Regions from separate parts of the Homo sapiens genome. Here all the other regions are linked to region 1. Evidence: chromatin contacts called from ENCODE Hi-C or POLR2A ChIA-PET data. All regions are on one chromosome and are shown on one strand. Each heading gives the region's core, a stretch centred on a gene start or an enhancer-like site at or near the end of the contact. The rest is flanking DNA. Distances are from core to core; before and after follow the strand shown. Region 1 holds the start of ATP2A2 (ATPase sarcoplasmic/endoplasmic reticulum Ca2+ transporting 2). Region 2 overlaps SH2B3 (SH2B adaptor protein 3). Region 3 holds the start of SH2B3 (SH2B adaptor protein 3).

Evidence for each region. Hi-C counts contacts between places; a loop is a spot of excess contacts on that map. ChIA-PET counts read pairs that join two places held with the same protein, here RNA polymerase II (POLR2A). Pooled maps may share reads with other maps.
Region 2: a pooled map shows a loop between it and region 1 (10-fold over the local background). The contact joins the enhancer-like site here to the promoter of ATP2A2 in region 1. A Hi-C loop is called at or near these places in 6 of 50 pooled maps. POLR2A ChIA-PET finds 5 or more read pairs at or near these places in 3 of 52 experiments (GM12878, K562 and WTC11).
Region 3: a pooled map shows a loop between it and region 1 (31-fold over the local background). The contact joins the promoter of SH2B3 here to the promoter of ATP2A2 in region 1. A Hi-C loop is called at or near these places in 2 of 37 single-sample maps with no recorded cell type and 9 of 50 pooled maps.

What each region holds. Positions count from the first base shown.
Region 1 is chr12:110,279,300-110,283,734 of GRCh38, forward strand. It overlaps ATP2A2 (ATPase sarcoplasmic/endoplasmic reticulum Ca2+ transporting 2), which reads left to right and starts at 1,948. Exons shown (of 20, transcript NM_170665.4): 1 at 1,948-2,608; 2 at 3,305-3,322; 3 at 3,414-3,496. The coding sequence starts at 2,491. RefSeq lists enhancers at 1,456-1,525, 2,643-3,397 and silencers at 1,616-2,215, 2,306-2,815.
Region 2 is chr12:111,427,843-111,432,277 of GRCh38, forward strand. The region is part of intron 2 of SH2B3 (SH2B adaptor protein 3); the gene reads left to right. Among named protein-coding and RNA genes, the nearest start is that of SH2B3, 24 kb to the left of the region's middle. RefSeq lists an enhancer at 2,892-3,201. Within about 2 kb of position 2,454, at least 12 of the 41 ENCODE cell types and tissues checked have a DNase peak (open chromatin) inside an H3K27ac peak, as active enhancers do; they include GM12878, where a contact is called at or near this core.
Region 3 is chr12:111,403,926-111,408,360 of GRCh38, forward strand. SH2B3 (SH2B adaptor protein 3) reads left to right here and starts at 1,998. Exons shown (of 8, transcript NM_005475.3): 1 at 1,998-2,352. RefSeq lists silencers at 1,477-1,636, 1,757-2,336.

The sequences.
Region 1 (4,435 bases), core at 698-3,197:
TTTTCTTTTTTTTTTTTAGTAGAGATGGAGTCTCGCTATATTGCCCAGGCTGGTCTCAAACTCCTGGGCTCAAGGGATCCTCCTGCCTCAGCCTCCCAAAATGCTGGGATTACAGACGTGAGCCACTGTGGCTGGGTAGCCACTTTAGACAGCAAAGACATCTCTGAGGAGGGGACATGTAAGCTGCGATCTGAATGGAAAGAGAACGACACAAGTGAAGAAGATCTGTGGGAAGAGCATTCCATACAAAGGCTGAGGTCAGGAACTCCTCCAGAAGCTCATAATTGCACCAGAGGTGCTTACAACCCCAAGCAGTGACAGTGGCACAGAATATTCAACATCAAATGCCTAAGCTAATTTCCAGGCTGAGAAAGGTAAACCATCCTTCTCCTGCCTGCAGTGCTTCTATCGGTCCTGAAAGAGACAGAGGAGGTAAGGGAGAAGAATTGGTACGAAATGGTGCAGAGCTGGTCTCAGAGGGCAACAACAGCCAGCCCTCCATGACCACACTCCCACCGTGCACTCACGTGCCCCTCTTGAAGCGGCTCTGATCCTGTGACCTAACCAGTTTCCACCTGGCTTCTCTCAGTGCGTTGCCATATAGTATAATTTTTTGTTTGTTTGTTTCGTGTAGGGTTTTGTTGGTTCTTTTCCAAGTATCAATCAAAACTACATGCCAACGTCCACTCCTTGGAAATAATTAAATGACATGACGTGCCTGATTTTTTCAGCTGGTGATGCACTGTAATTTGCATCTGCTGAAGGAATTTATCTTAAGTCCTGAAGCCCAGCCACTTGAGACAACTGAGGTGATTTTTCTGCTCTGCTTTTGCTCATGCGGATGGTGCGTTATTGTTAAACACAAAAGTGGACTAATTGCTTCATTCTGCAACCTACTCCGTGAAGAAAGCTGCTCTTCTTTGTGAAGAGAATATGTTCATGTTTTGTTCATGAATTCCATGCAATTTCCCATCCCCTTGTTAAGTAATGTAGCTTCTTTATATTGGCAAAATTCCCTTTATCTTGCTGTGACCTGCGCTTTGTCCTCCCGAGCAGAGCAAATCATCTGTGGTTTAAGAGCAGCTTTGGATTCAAGTCCCCTTTTCTCCTGTCGAGGGAAGTGAGTCTATGAAATGGCCTTCATCTGAAAGCCACAGCGAAGCACCTCCTAGCCCAAGTCTAGCTGCTGTGTGGCAGCTCCAGCGGCGTGAACTGTGACTGCCCTGCAGACACCTATCAAGCGCTGCGTCAGCTATTAATAATAAAATCAACTCTTCTCCCTCCCCCCCGCGAGGGGGGTTCCCTCGTCAGGGCCCAGAACCCGCTGGGGAAGAATCGGGGCTGGCGTGCGAAGGAGCTGGCGGCAGGGGGTGTAGGATGCGGTGTTCCCGAGGCGACAGATGAAGGATTTGGGTTGTGTGGGAAGTGAACTGCGGAATTCCTCCCCTTGGTTTCTGAGGGGGGCTCTGAAGGAGCCAGATTAGGATGCAGAGCGCAGCCCGGGCGACCGAGGGCGAGGAGGCGAGCCAAGGACATCAGCCCGAGGGCGCCTCGAGACGCCCCGCGTGGACCGCGCTCCCAGCTCCTCGGCCTCGCCTTCCAACCATCCGCCCACCGGCCCCAGAGCAGCGTGCCCACTGTGAGCGCCCCACCCTGCGTCTGCAGGTGGGTGGGTCAGAGAACCGCAGGCACAGAAGAGGGTACCCAGCTTCCCCTCCGCCAGCCCCGCGACCGCGGCGCGCGCGGCCTCGATCCGGGTTCCTAGGGGCGGCGCGCGGGAGGGGGCGGGGCCTGCGCGGCAGCGTGGGCGCCAGGCGCGCGGGAGGAGGGAGCCGGGAGGAGGGGGCGGGGCCGCGCCGCCCGCGCCGCGCTGGGCGCTCTCGGCCAATGAGCGGCGTCCACATGCCGCGGCGGCGGCGAAAGGGGAGGCAGCGGCCGATAAATGCTATTAGAGCAGCCGCCGCGGAGCCGTCCCCGACGCCACCTCCTTTTCCTTCGCCGCAGTTTCCTCCGCCGCTGTCGGGCGTGCGGCGCTGAGGGACCCGGGCGAGCGCGCCGCGCACCGCCCCGCCGGCTCGCCTCCCTCGCCGCGTTCCGCCCTCAGTGGTCTGCCGGGCGCCCCCTCCTCCGGCCCGGGCGGGGCCTCTGATCGCCTCAAGAGAGCGGGGAGGGGGCTCGGGGGCCGCGGCCTGCCCTCCCGGCGGGCGGCTGAGGGCGAGGGAGGCCCTCCCTTCTGGCGAGGGGAGGGAGGGTGGGTCAGGAGCCCCCAACCCGCCCTGCGGAGCTCGGGGCCGCGCGAGGGGCGGTTGTCTGGGGGAGGGGGCGCGGGGTGATTCAGCGCCCGGCGAGGCGGAAGCGGCCGCAAGAGGAGGAGGGGAGAGCCCGTCCGCGCCTGGGCTCCCGGGGTGGCACGAGCCCGCGGCCGGAGTGCGAGGCGGAGGCGAGGAGGCCGCGGGGACGGGAGGCGAGGCCGGCCGGGCCCCCGAAGCCATGGAGAACGCGCACACCAAGACGGTGGAGGAGGTGCTGGGCCACTTCGGCGTCAACGAGAGTACGGGGCTGAGCCTGGAACAGGTCAAGAAGCTTAAGGAGAGATGGGGCTCCAACGGTAGGTGCAGGGCGCTCCGCTGCAGGGGCCCGGCGCGGCCGGGAGAGCCAGGGAAGATGGCTGACCGGGCTCCACCTCGTGGGCTTCGGCTCCGCGCCCGCCGACAGCTGCGGGCGGAGGGTCGGGCCAGCGCGCCGGCCCCGCGGGAGAGAAAGGGGCTGCGGTCCTCGCCTCGCCTTCCCTGGACCTCTTCGCTTCTCGGGCCCTCGACCTTTTCGGCGCGCAAGGCTCGGAGGCTTCTCTCCAGCAGCAGCCGGCCCCGGTGGAGGGAGGGACGTGGCTTCTGCAGCTAGGTTGAGCCCGGCAAGACGTTTTCTCGTCCCCTGCCGATTTATGAGGAGTCGAGGTCGTTGGAAGGCCTCTGACCGTTCTTGTCCTACCCAAAGTTACACATCTGGCAGAAGTGATGACATCGCTGAAACCACTCCTAGGTTCAGGAGCCCGAAGTGATTTCACGCTTAGGGCTAGACCTCAGGCCATTGATTACAAAGAGTGCATGCTTCCTTGAGATATCTTCGTGGTATGCCCTCTGCTAAAAAAATCGGATATTCTTATAGCTAGGTCTGTGTTTTAAAGATATTGATGCTTAGAATTGTAGCAGTTCTTTTTAGAAAAACGAAGTGCTAAAATGTCTCTCTCTTTTTTTTTTTAACCTCCCTCTTGACACATTGCTTGACGAATTTCTACATTCTACAGAGTTACCGGCTGAAGAAGGTAATCTTAACATGCTGTTTCTGTTTTTTTTCCTCTGTTGGTGTGCTGATGGTAAGATGACAGTTAAAACACATGTGTTTGTTTCTTACAGGAAAAACCTTGCTGGAACTTGTGATTGAGCAGTTTGAAGACTTGCTAGTTAGGATTTTATTACTGGCAGCATGTATATCTTTTGTAAGTATAAAAAAATTTATTTTCTTTCCCCCCAAAAGCTGAAAGTATTCCATAGATAAATCAGAAAACAAATGATGTCCATTGGGTGAAAACATATTTGGAGTTGCAAGCTGTGTCTCTATGTTTAAAAACAATCTGGGCATTTTAAAATTACAAAACAAAACACTTGAAGCCATTGGTATTCAGAAAATAGATGCCTGACATTTACAGTGTGGTTAGGAGTTGTCCCAGAGTGTGGCATGGTCTTAGAAATTCTTGTGGTTTATCAGCTTTTAATATCAAAAAGTTCTTTTCTGGGAAGCCTTTAATGTTTTGGGTTCTTCCATTGTTATCGTGTTGTAAGATCATACTAAGATGATGTTGGACTCTTTGTAGTCTGTAAATAGAACTTACAAAAGGAATATTCCAGTTGCTTTCCCTTCCTGGTAATGGCAAGGTGACAGTTGTTCCTGACGGTGACAAGAATGATGACGGCTGTGATGGCACCCTTGTTGACCAAATTTGGTCACTGACCTTTAGGGTGGTATATTTATCTAAATTGGACCCCTGTCTTAAGTGATTCTTAGGTTGAAAGAACAAGGTTTAGTACAGTTGGTTCTAGATCTTAAAGGAAAAAAACCAGCATGGTGTTTTTTCTTGTTCTGTGTGTGCTTACCCACTTGAGTGCTATATGGTTGCTAAGAAACTAGTGAAATGCAAAGAACTACAGCAGAAAAAGGGTGTTGGGGTGGCAAGTATATTTCTAGGTTTTTAACTTTTTTTTAAATGTTCGGTATTAATTTTTTGTTGCATTTTTTTTCTTGGGCAGTAGATTGCTTGCTAGTTTTCCTAAAAATGGTCAGGAATAGGACACAGATGTTCCTAATTCTAATAGCATGAGATGCCTTTTATTCTTGAATTACGTTATTCTTACAAAAACCACGATAAGTGAAATTCACC
Region 2 (4,435 bases), core at 1,204-3,703, 1.1 Mb after region 1:
CCTGGCTTCATTTTATCTTCACAGCAGCCCTGTGAGGGTAGCTGCGCCATTAGGCCCATTTCACAGATGGGGAGACTAGGTCTGAGAGAGCTTAGGTGGCTTTCCCAAGGTCTCACAGCCCCTGTGGCTGAGAGGGGCTTGGAACCTGGGCAGTTGGCTGCCCCTGTGAGCAGTGAGTCCTTAGAAGGACTTACTGTCAGTATTATTGATGGCACTGTTAACTAGGGCCCTGCATGGGTGGGGGCACCTGTTTTGGGCTCTTGGACTAGGAAAAGCTCCTGTGGCCATTTTATCCAATGCCACCATTTTATAGATGCCAACACCGAGGCCTGGAGGGGGCTGGCCAGCGCCCCTCACCTGGCACAGAGGACTCTGCCTGGCACATCCCACCCATGGCCTCTGATGCCCAGCTTGGAGAAGTGGTAGAAGAGGGGCTGGGGGATGCCTCAGGGGGACTTAGCCCTCAGCCCTGAGCCCCCCGCTGCATCACAGGCCTGAGTGCCCAGGAGGCAGTGGTCTGGGTAGGAGTGGCTGCGACTCGGGGGTAAATGTGCTTCAGAGCCATCCCCACTCATCCCCTTTCGAGCCAGGTGTCCCTGGTGTGTGACTTGGCCTTGCTGGGCCTCAGTTTTCTGTAAAATGGGAAGTGTCATGGGGGGCAGGCTACGGTAAGCACTGATAGGGCAGGTGAGGGGCAGCCTCGGGCCCACCCTTCTGGCAGGAGACATTTGGGGCACCCAGAAGCCCTGGAACAAGGCCACTCTGACCTTGATTTTGGGAGCACAAAGTCCCCCCAAGAGATAGCACAGGAGCCCGGGTGTCTGATGAGTGACCCATCCCTTGGGGGCCTCAGTTCCTGGGTGTGCCTGGGTCTGCAGGGGAGGCAGAGGCACAGGTGGGCAGCTCCCTCTGGGTGGGCTGTGACCCTGCCTGGGCACAGGAGGGCCGTGCCCGTCCGTCCTTGCCGTGATTCTTCCAGGTGGCACCGCCCTCACACCTCCTTTACAGAGGAGGAAACTGAGACCCGGGGAGGCCACAGGAGTCGGGCTCTGGGCCCAGAGCCTGGGCGGGGATGCAGGAGCCACCCCCATGCCTCCGGGTGTGGGAAAGGGGAAGCAGAAAGAAAGGGACGTCCGCCGGAGGCCTGGCGGTTTCCTCTCGGGGCAGGAGTGCGAGGAGGAGGAGGAGGAGGAGGAGGAGGAGGAAGAGGAGGAGGAGGAGGAGGAGGGACGGCAGGAAGCCGCCTCGGGCTCTGACAGGCGCGGCCCTGGCCTGCCCCTGCCCTTCTGAGCCTGTGACCCGGGGGAAGGCACTTTGCCCTCCCTGTGCCTCAGTTTACTCAAGTAAAAATAGCTGAATGATGGCTCTGGCCCCAGGATCAACTGAGTGCTGTCTGGGAAGCACCTAGAGCTGTGCCCAACACAGCCAGTGTTCGCTGGGGCCTGCAAGGCTTTGCTGCTGCAGGCATCACTGGCGTTGTCATTTTTATTTATTATTTATTTATTTAGAGACAGAGTCTCGCTCTGTCGCCCAGGTTAGAGCAGAGTGGTGTGATTTTGGCTCACTGCAACCACCGCCTCCAGGGTTCAAGCAATTCTCCTGCCTCAGCCTCCCGAGTAGCTGGGATTACAGGCGCCCACCACCACACTCCGCTAATTTTTCTGTATTATTAGTAGAGACGCGGTTTCGCCATGTTGGCCAGGCTGGTCTCGAACTCCTGACCTCAGGCTGTCCATCTGCCTCGGCCTCCCAAAGTGCTAGGATTACAGGCGTGAGCTACCGCGCCCGGCCCATTTTTATTAATTGGTTTTCATGTGACAGGCACTGTGTCCGCCACATCCCATGGAATCCTTATCACAAACCCCGGAGGTGGGGACAGTGATGAAGCCATTTCACAGCCAAGAAAACTAGGCACAGAGAGGTCCAGAAACTTGCCCGAGGCCCCAGAGCTGGTAGGTGGCCAAGGCAGGAAATGAGAGTCCCTGGTGGGTCTGCCAAGGCCGGGGGGCACCAGGGGCAGGGGGTTTGTGTTTAGGCCCCAGAACAGGCAGAGAGAAAGCACCCACCCTCCACCGTCAGAACGAGCCTGTATCCCGGCAAGCAGGGCAGACTGAGCCCTGGTCTTGGCAGGCAGGCAGAGCTCAGGTCCTGGCGGGCACACAGGCTTAAGAAGCCGGTTTTTTCCTGGGCCCACGTCTCCTGGGGGACCAGCGGCAGAGGCTCCTGGGGTAGGAACGGAGGTCCCATCCTCACTCTGTCCTGGGCTGCCATGTGACCCAGGTAGGTCCCAGTCCTCTCTGAGCTATGAAGTGGGTGCCTGCAGTGGCCTTCTGGGAGTGATGGGGAAGGCGGAGGGGGTTGGGCAGGGCTCCTGCGGCCCCAGCCACACACACTGCCGCCCCATCTGCCCCCTTATTGGGGTTCCATGCAAAATCGTTTTTGAAAAAGTGCTTTGCCGCTTAGAAGAAACCCCCGACCGCGCTGAAACCACGGGGGCAGATGGTATCGGGGCGCTTCCTTTCAGCTCAAATTCTGCGAATCCACAGCCTAGAAAGTGCCCTGAATCCAACAAGGGGGGAGGTAATTAAGTTATTATGGTCCATCCCCACCCCGTCCTGCTTACCAGGCCTGGCTGCTCTTACTGGCTTCTTGGAAGTTGGTGTGGTATTTTTTTGTTTTGTTTGTTTTCGAGGCTGGTATTGAGATGAGACCATTGTGGGGTCAGGGCTGTGGGCTTGGAGGTTCAGGGTCAGGGTCCAGGGGCGAAGGGTGGACGCTGGAGAAGGGCAGATGGACAGGGTCAGGTTCAGATCTTGGCTCTTGTATCCTTGCTGTGTGGCTCTGGGCCAAGAACTTGGCCTCTCTGCGCCTCAGTGGCTCATTACAGAAAATGGGATGCCAGCACTTGCCTTAGTGGGTTGTTTTGAGCCAACTGCAGGCTCAGGGAGTAGCTGGCATGATGTGTTCCTACCCTGAAGGGCAGAAAAAGGGGAAGGAGGCCACCAGATCCCACAGGTGGGTCCCCAGGGTCCCTCCCCGGGATGGGCAGCAGCCTGGCTGCTCCCCACAGCAACCCCTGGCTGGCCCCATTGGCGCTGCTGGAAATCCCCCACCCAGTTCTTTGTGAATGGAAAAGGAAACTGATTGCGCTAGAAGAGGTCTCCGAGTGCCGGCCGGGGGTGGGTGGCGGGGGGGGCTTCCTCTCCCAGTGCAGGAGGGGCCACCTCAGCTTCCTTTCTGGGGCCCCATACCCCCTTTTTCCTATCTCCCCTCTGAGTTGAGGAGGAGGCTGTGGCCCCCGCCCACTGTTTGGCCTCTGGAACCACTGGGTGACAGTGTACATCGGGGCGATTAAGGGCCACCTGGCCTCTGGACCTCCCTCGCTGTGGCTGCTGCCTGGGACCCCCCACCCCATGCCTGACTCGAACCCCAACCTCAGCTCTACACACAGGGGCACCACTGTAGGAGGAGAGAGAAACCTCTCTCTAGGGAACCACCTGGAAGGGGGCCCTGCCCTGTCTTCATCTGGGTACCCCATGTAATCTAGGAAACTGTCTTTAACTTGCCGAGGGCCTCCATGTCTGAGTTCCTAATGTTTTTTATTTTGCTTTTTCAATTAATAAAGCTCATGGCAGAAACTATTTAAAGAAAAAAAAAAACAGTAACAGAAAAACCTCCCACAATCTCACTACCCAGAGAGAACCAGCATTTCCATTTTGGTAGATGTCATTATTGTCATTTTTGTTTTGTTTTTGAGACTGGGGGACACTGCTCTGTCCCCCAGACTAGAGAGCAGTGGCGCCATCTCGGCTCATTGCATCCTCAACCTCCTGGGCTCAAGGTGATCTTCCCACCTTAGCCTCCCAAGTAGCTGGGACTATTTAATGCTGCTATTAGCATAGACATTAGCAGGACACCATGCCCTGCTAATTTTTAAGTTTTTTTGTAGAGACAAACTCTCACTATGTTGCCTAGGCTGGTCTTAAACTCCTAGGCTCAACAGTCCTCCCGCCTAGGTCTCCCAAAGTTCTGGGATTTACAGGCGTGAGCCACCACCACACCCAGCCTCTTCTCTGTCTTTAACTTTGCCTCCGCCTCCAAATTCCAATTCCTTCAGCAATTGCTGGGAAGGGATTACTTTTTGCACAATTCTGTCTGGAGCCCCTTGCAGGCAGGAGCTTGTGGACAAAAGCTTCAGCCTTTGCGGGCCTGGCATTCCTCATACTATTTGGTCACCTGCTTTTTTCACTTTGTGTCCTGAACATTTTTCTGTATTCTTTTTTTTTTTTTTTTCCACCTCCTAGGTTCAAGCGATTCTCGTGCCTCAGGCTCCCGAGTAGCCAGGATTACAGGCATGTGCCACCACGCCCGGCTAATTTTTGTATTTTTAGTAGAGACGGGGTTTCACCATGTTGGCCAGGCTGGTCTCGAACTC
Region 3 (4,435 bases), core at 748-3,247, 1.1 Mb after region 1:
TGATCCGCTGGCCTCAGCCTCCCAAAGTGCTGAGATTGCAGGTGTGAGCCACTACACCCGGCCTCGTTTAGACTTCATTGACATTCCCCCACCCCACCCCTCTTCCCACATCCTCAGATGCCGTGTGAACAGCTTGAATCCCACACTCCACAGGTCCTTCTCCTCACAACCCTCCATGGCACCCTACTGCCTTCAAAATAATTCCCAAAGTCCCCACCAAGACCTTCAAGACACCATGTGATGGGCCCACCTTTGAAACATCATCTCTTACCAGTATAGGTGTCACCACTGCCTTTATGACTTTATTCCAAAGCACCACATGTATTCCCACCTCAGCACCTTTGCACATGCTGTTCCTTTGGCCTGGAATGCTCTTCCCTCAGACGTTATAGCACCTGGATCCTTCTTGTCATGGAGGGTTCTAAGCTCACATGTTAGTTCCGCAGAGGTGTCCTTCCTGAGCCCTGGATCTAAGACATCCCCTTCCAGCTCTCCATCCCGTAACTGTTTTGTCATTGTCATAGCTGATCCCACTTGCTTATTCGTGCCTTATGTCCCCCCACTAGAATATCAGCTCCACGCAGGCAGGGATATCTGTGTTGTTCACTGCTGTGTTCCCAGCGCCTAGAACAGTGCCTGGAAATGTGCGGAAAGCAGATTTTTGTGGCCTTTTTCTTCAAGGTCATTGGACACCAGGAATCCTGTAGCAGACCGCTCCCTTCCCCCATCTACTCGGAGTCTGGAAATCCCCACCTTCTGGGGAACCCCTTCCTGTAGTTCTAAGGTCAGGACTGGGGCCGATTTGTTTAACACAGAGAGCTTCCTGGAGCCAAGCCTCGAGCTAACTGCTTTAATGCATTAACTCACTTAATTCTCACTGCCAGGAGAGTGGGTACACATTATTTCCATTTCATAGGCAAGGAAGTGGAGAGGTACGGAGAAGTCAAGTCATTTGCCCGGGTAGGAAGAGGGGGAGGCAGTGGAATGGAGACACTTGCTGCCTGGGAAGACTCGAGGTGGCCCCTCCAAGCTGGGGGCGTGGGCGACTTGTTTCCTGTTGGGGGAGGGGGAGAAGAGTACATTCCTCCCTCCCCGCCCTCCCACATGTTGGGGGAGAGGCTGGCTGAGAGCATGTCCCACTCCGGACTAGGGGGAACCCCACTGTCCGTCTCAGCTCCCCATGAGGCCGTGGAGAAAATGTAAGTAGCCCGGGGGCGGGCAGGGGGGTGGGCGCAGAGGCCACGGAAGCCAGCGGTCGGAGAGGGCTTCCTGGAGAAAGATGCACCCCTCCTAGAATTGGGGGACAGGACGGGCGGCCGGAGCGAGGCTGGGCTATACGGGCACCGGCTGTAGCAAAGGCAAAGCTGAGGGCTGGGGCCAGAACCCAAATCGGGGGCCTGGGGCCGTGGCGGGTCGGGTCAGCATGATCGCAGATAGTCAGGGTCGGGCAGGGCTGGGCTCCCTCCCTGGGGCGATGATGAAAGCCGTGGTCGCTATTGCACCGCCCAGCCCTGCGGGCACTGATAAGGCCCTGCAGGAGGGAGTCAGCAAGGGCGCGCCCCCTGGAGGCCAGGCCCCTCGACCCTGCCCGCCCTAGGCCCCGCCCCTTCATCTGGCCCCGCCTCCAGGCGCTGAGGCACCTGGTGACCTGCCGGCGTTGAGTGGGTGGGGCTAAAGTCGCCCCGCCCCTCCGATCCTCACTTCTATCTTCAGACTGTGGGACGCGAAATCGGGTGGGCACGTGGTGGGCGTGGCTTCGCAAGGCCTCGCCTTTTTCCGGACCCGCGCCAGGAGAGCCCTCCGACCCTGGCAGCCGCGGACTAGCGGGATTGGTAGGCGGGGCCAGTCCGGGCTCCGCCCTCATGGCCCGCCCCTCCAGCCGAATCTCCGACTCGCGCGCGGCCTGAGGCGTGGCTCCTGGTGGCCCCGCCCCTGCCCCGCCCCTGTCGCGGCCGGCCTCCCCCGCCGGGCTCCGCTCGCACGGCCGGTTCCTCTTTACATAACGGCGCGGGGCGGCATGGGCCCGGGCCACCGCCTCCGCCCGGCTGCCCGCCCGGACTGTCGCGGCCCGCGGTGGCGACGGCGGCCGCTGCAAAGTTTCCCCGGCGGCGGCGGCCCGGGGGCGCATCCTCCCGCAACTGTCAAGCGCTGGCGGCGGAAATGATGAGGCGCTGGCCATTTTCCGAGCCCGGGTTTCCTGCCTGAGCCCCGCTCGAGCGAGCCGCGAGCGAGGAGCCGGCGGGCGGGAGAGGACGCGCCCAGGGCGGGGGCCCGCCCGCCCCCTCGGGATTTCGAGGGCCCGGGGGCGCGCGACGCCATGGGCCGGCCGGGCCCAGAGCTCCTGTCTCTCAGGTGAGCCCGCGTTTGCCCGCGCTCCCCTCCTCCGGGGCCGGGAGGGCTTTTGTGGGGAAAGAGGAGGCCCCGTGTCCAGTTCTGCCCGGGCTCTGCGCGTCACCCCCAGCCCAAAATACTGCCCTGCAGCCAACTCGGATGGAGGCGTTCCGGGGTGACGGCTCCCAGCGCCTACGACCCCCCACTCAGCCACTACCCCCACCCACACACGTGTTAGGGAGAGCGTTGGGGTAACTGAGGCCGTGGGATGGGGGAGAGGGCATCGCTGACGCCCCCAGCCCACCCTACGGTAGCCTCGCCGGTTGGGGGCGGCCCTCCCCTCAACTTGTGCCTGGGGAGGAGCGGTCAGGGGTCACCCATTGCTACCCTGAAAGTGAAAGTAGTCAAACTGAGGCTGTGAGCACAGATGAGCCCTTGGGTGTGGGGGCAGCGGGGGAGGATGCGCCGGCCCCTCCCCACTCCCCATTCCGGGCCATGTGGCTAAGAGGGTAGCGCCCTGATTCAGGAAGCCCCTCTCCCCAGTTCCTGCACTGCCGAGGTCGACCGGGCCAGGCCCCCGCATGCTGCTGAATTGGGCGGTTCACCAGGGCTAGGCGTCCCAGAGACAGGTTTCTGGTATTGATCCTCTCACACCTCTTGCCTGGGGTTCCCTGGGAATCCCCCGACCAAAAAACGTCTGGAGTGGGTGTTGGTCTTCTAGATCCGCACGGTAGGGATGGTATTTCAGAGGTCTCTGATGCCTGGTGCAGAAATCCCCTTCCCTCCCTTCCCTCCCTCCGGCCAGGGGAGCTTTGTTTTGAGGGAGGGGGACTGCATTTGAGGAACTGGAGAGGAGGGTCTGCCTGCCTGTCCCGCTTCTTTTTTTCTTTAGTTTCCTCATTCTCCTGTTTCTCTTCCCCATTCCCAGCCACAATGATGTAGGTGAGGAGGTCACTGCCTGCAGCTGGGGGCCTCCAGGGAGGGGCACGGCCAGGCTGGGCTGAGTGGGAGGAAGTGAAATCTGGTGGGGGGTTCAGAGCAGAGGCCCCGGCAAGGCAATGTCGGCAAGGCCAGCTTTGGTGGCAGGAGGGACCGAGATCTGACCCGCAGCCCCTCGCCGGGGAGATGACAGTTCCCTAACACCGGCTAGCAGCCAGGCCTCAGGGCCCCTGCCAGGGCAGTGGGCCTGTGGGTCTCCAGGGATGCAGGCGCAGGTTGTGTCTGGGTTTCCCATCACTGACCTGGCTGCCTGAGTGGAAACAGCTCTGGAGGCTCCTCGGGACCTGCCCTCGTGGAGGGAGAGCCGTCAGAGGCCACCTGGGCAGGCTGGGCTCGGAGGATGAGAGCCAGGGCCTACTGGGGGAAGTTGGAAGGGTTTTTAGTGCACTTTTCCTGAGCCTTTTCCCACTACCCCCTCTGGGAGGGAAAATCCTTCTGAGCCAAAGGGTGAGCATTCCTAGAACTTTTGTGAGTCCCTGTGGGCCACAGAGCGGCCAGCTGGGAAGGGGCTGGCTCAGAGCATCAGCAGCTGGGGGCTCAGGGTCTGCAGGGGCTCAGCAGGAAGTGGAGGAGGATAGTGAGGAGGGTCCTGGAGACTGTGCTTTGCTACTCCTATTGCCTTCGTTCAGCTGAAGGCGTGGGCAAGTGACTCTGCCCTCAGTTTCCCTCTGTGTAAAATGGGGGAGTAACAGGTTTGCAGTGGAGATTTAATGAGCCAGTGTGTAATGAGCACCTGCTGCCTGGCAAAGAGAGGTTCAGTTGCAGGTGGTGGTGGTGGTAGTGGTGATTTTATCATTGCCTTCATTAGTGTTACTGTTATTGGCTATGAGGTGTTCCTTCAGTAGTCTCCCTTGAGCATCTCTTGCATACATAGCACTGGAATTTCCTGGGTCTTTGGGAGCAGAATTTTGAAGATCTGGGCACTTCCTTAGCTATAAGGCCTTGCTTAACTGCCCCACCTCAGTTTCCTCATCTGTGAAATGGGTGTGCTAATAGTACCTACTTCCTAGAGTCATGGGAACCATGAATGAGTGAATTCACAGTGTCCAGAGTGGCTTGGTCAGGAGGAAGAGAAGAAGTAGCCTTGGGGCCGGAATGATCTTTT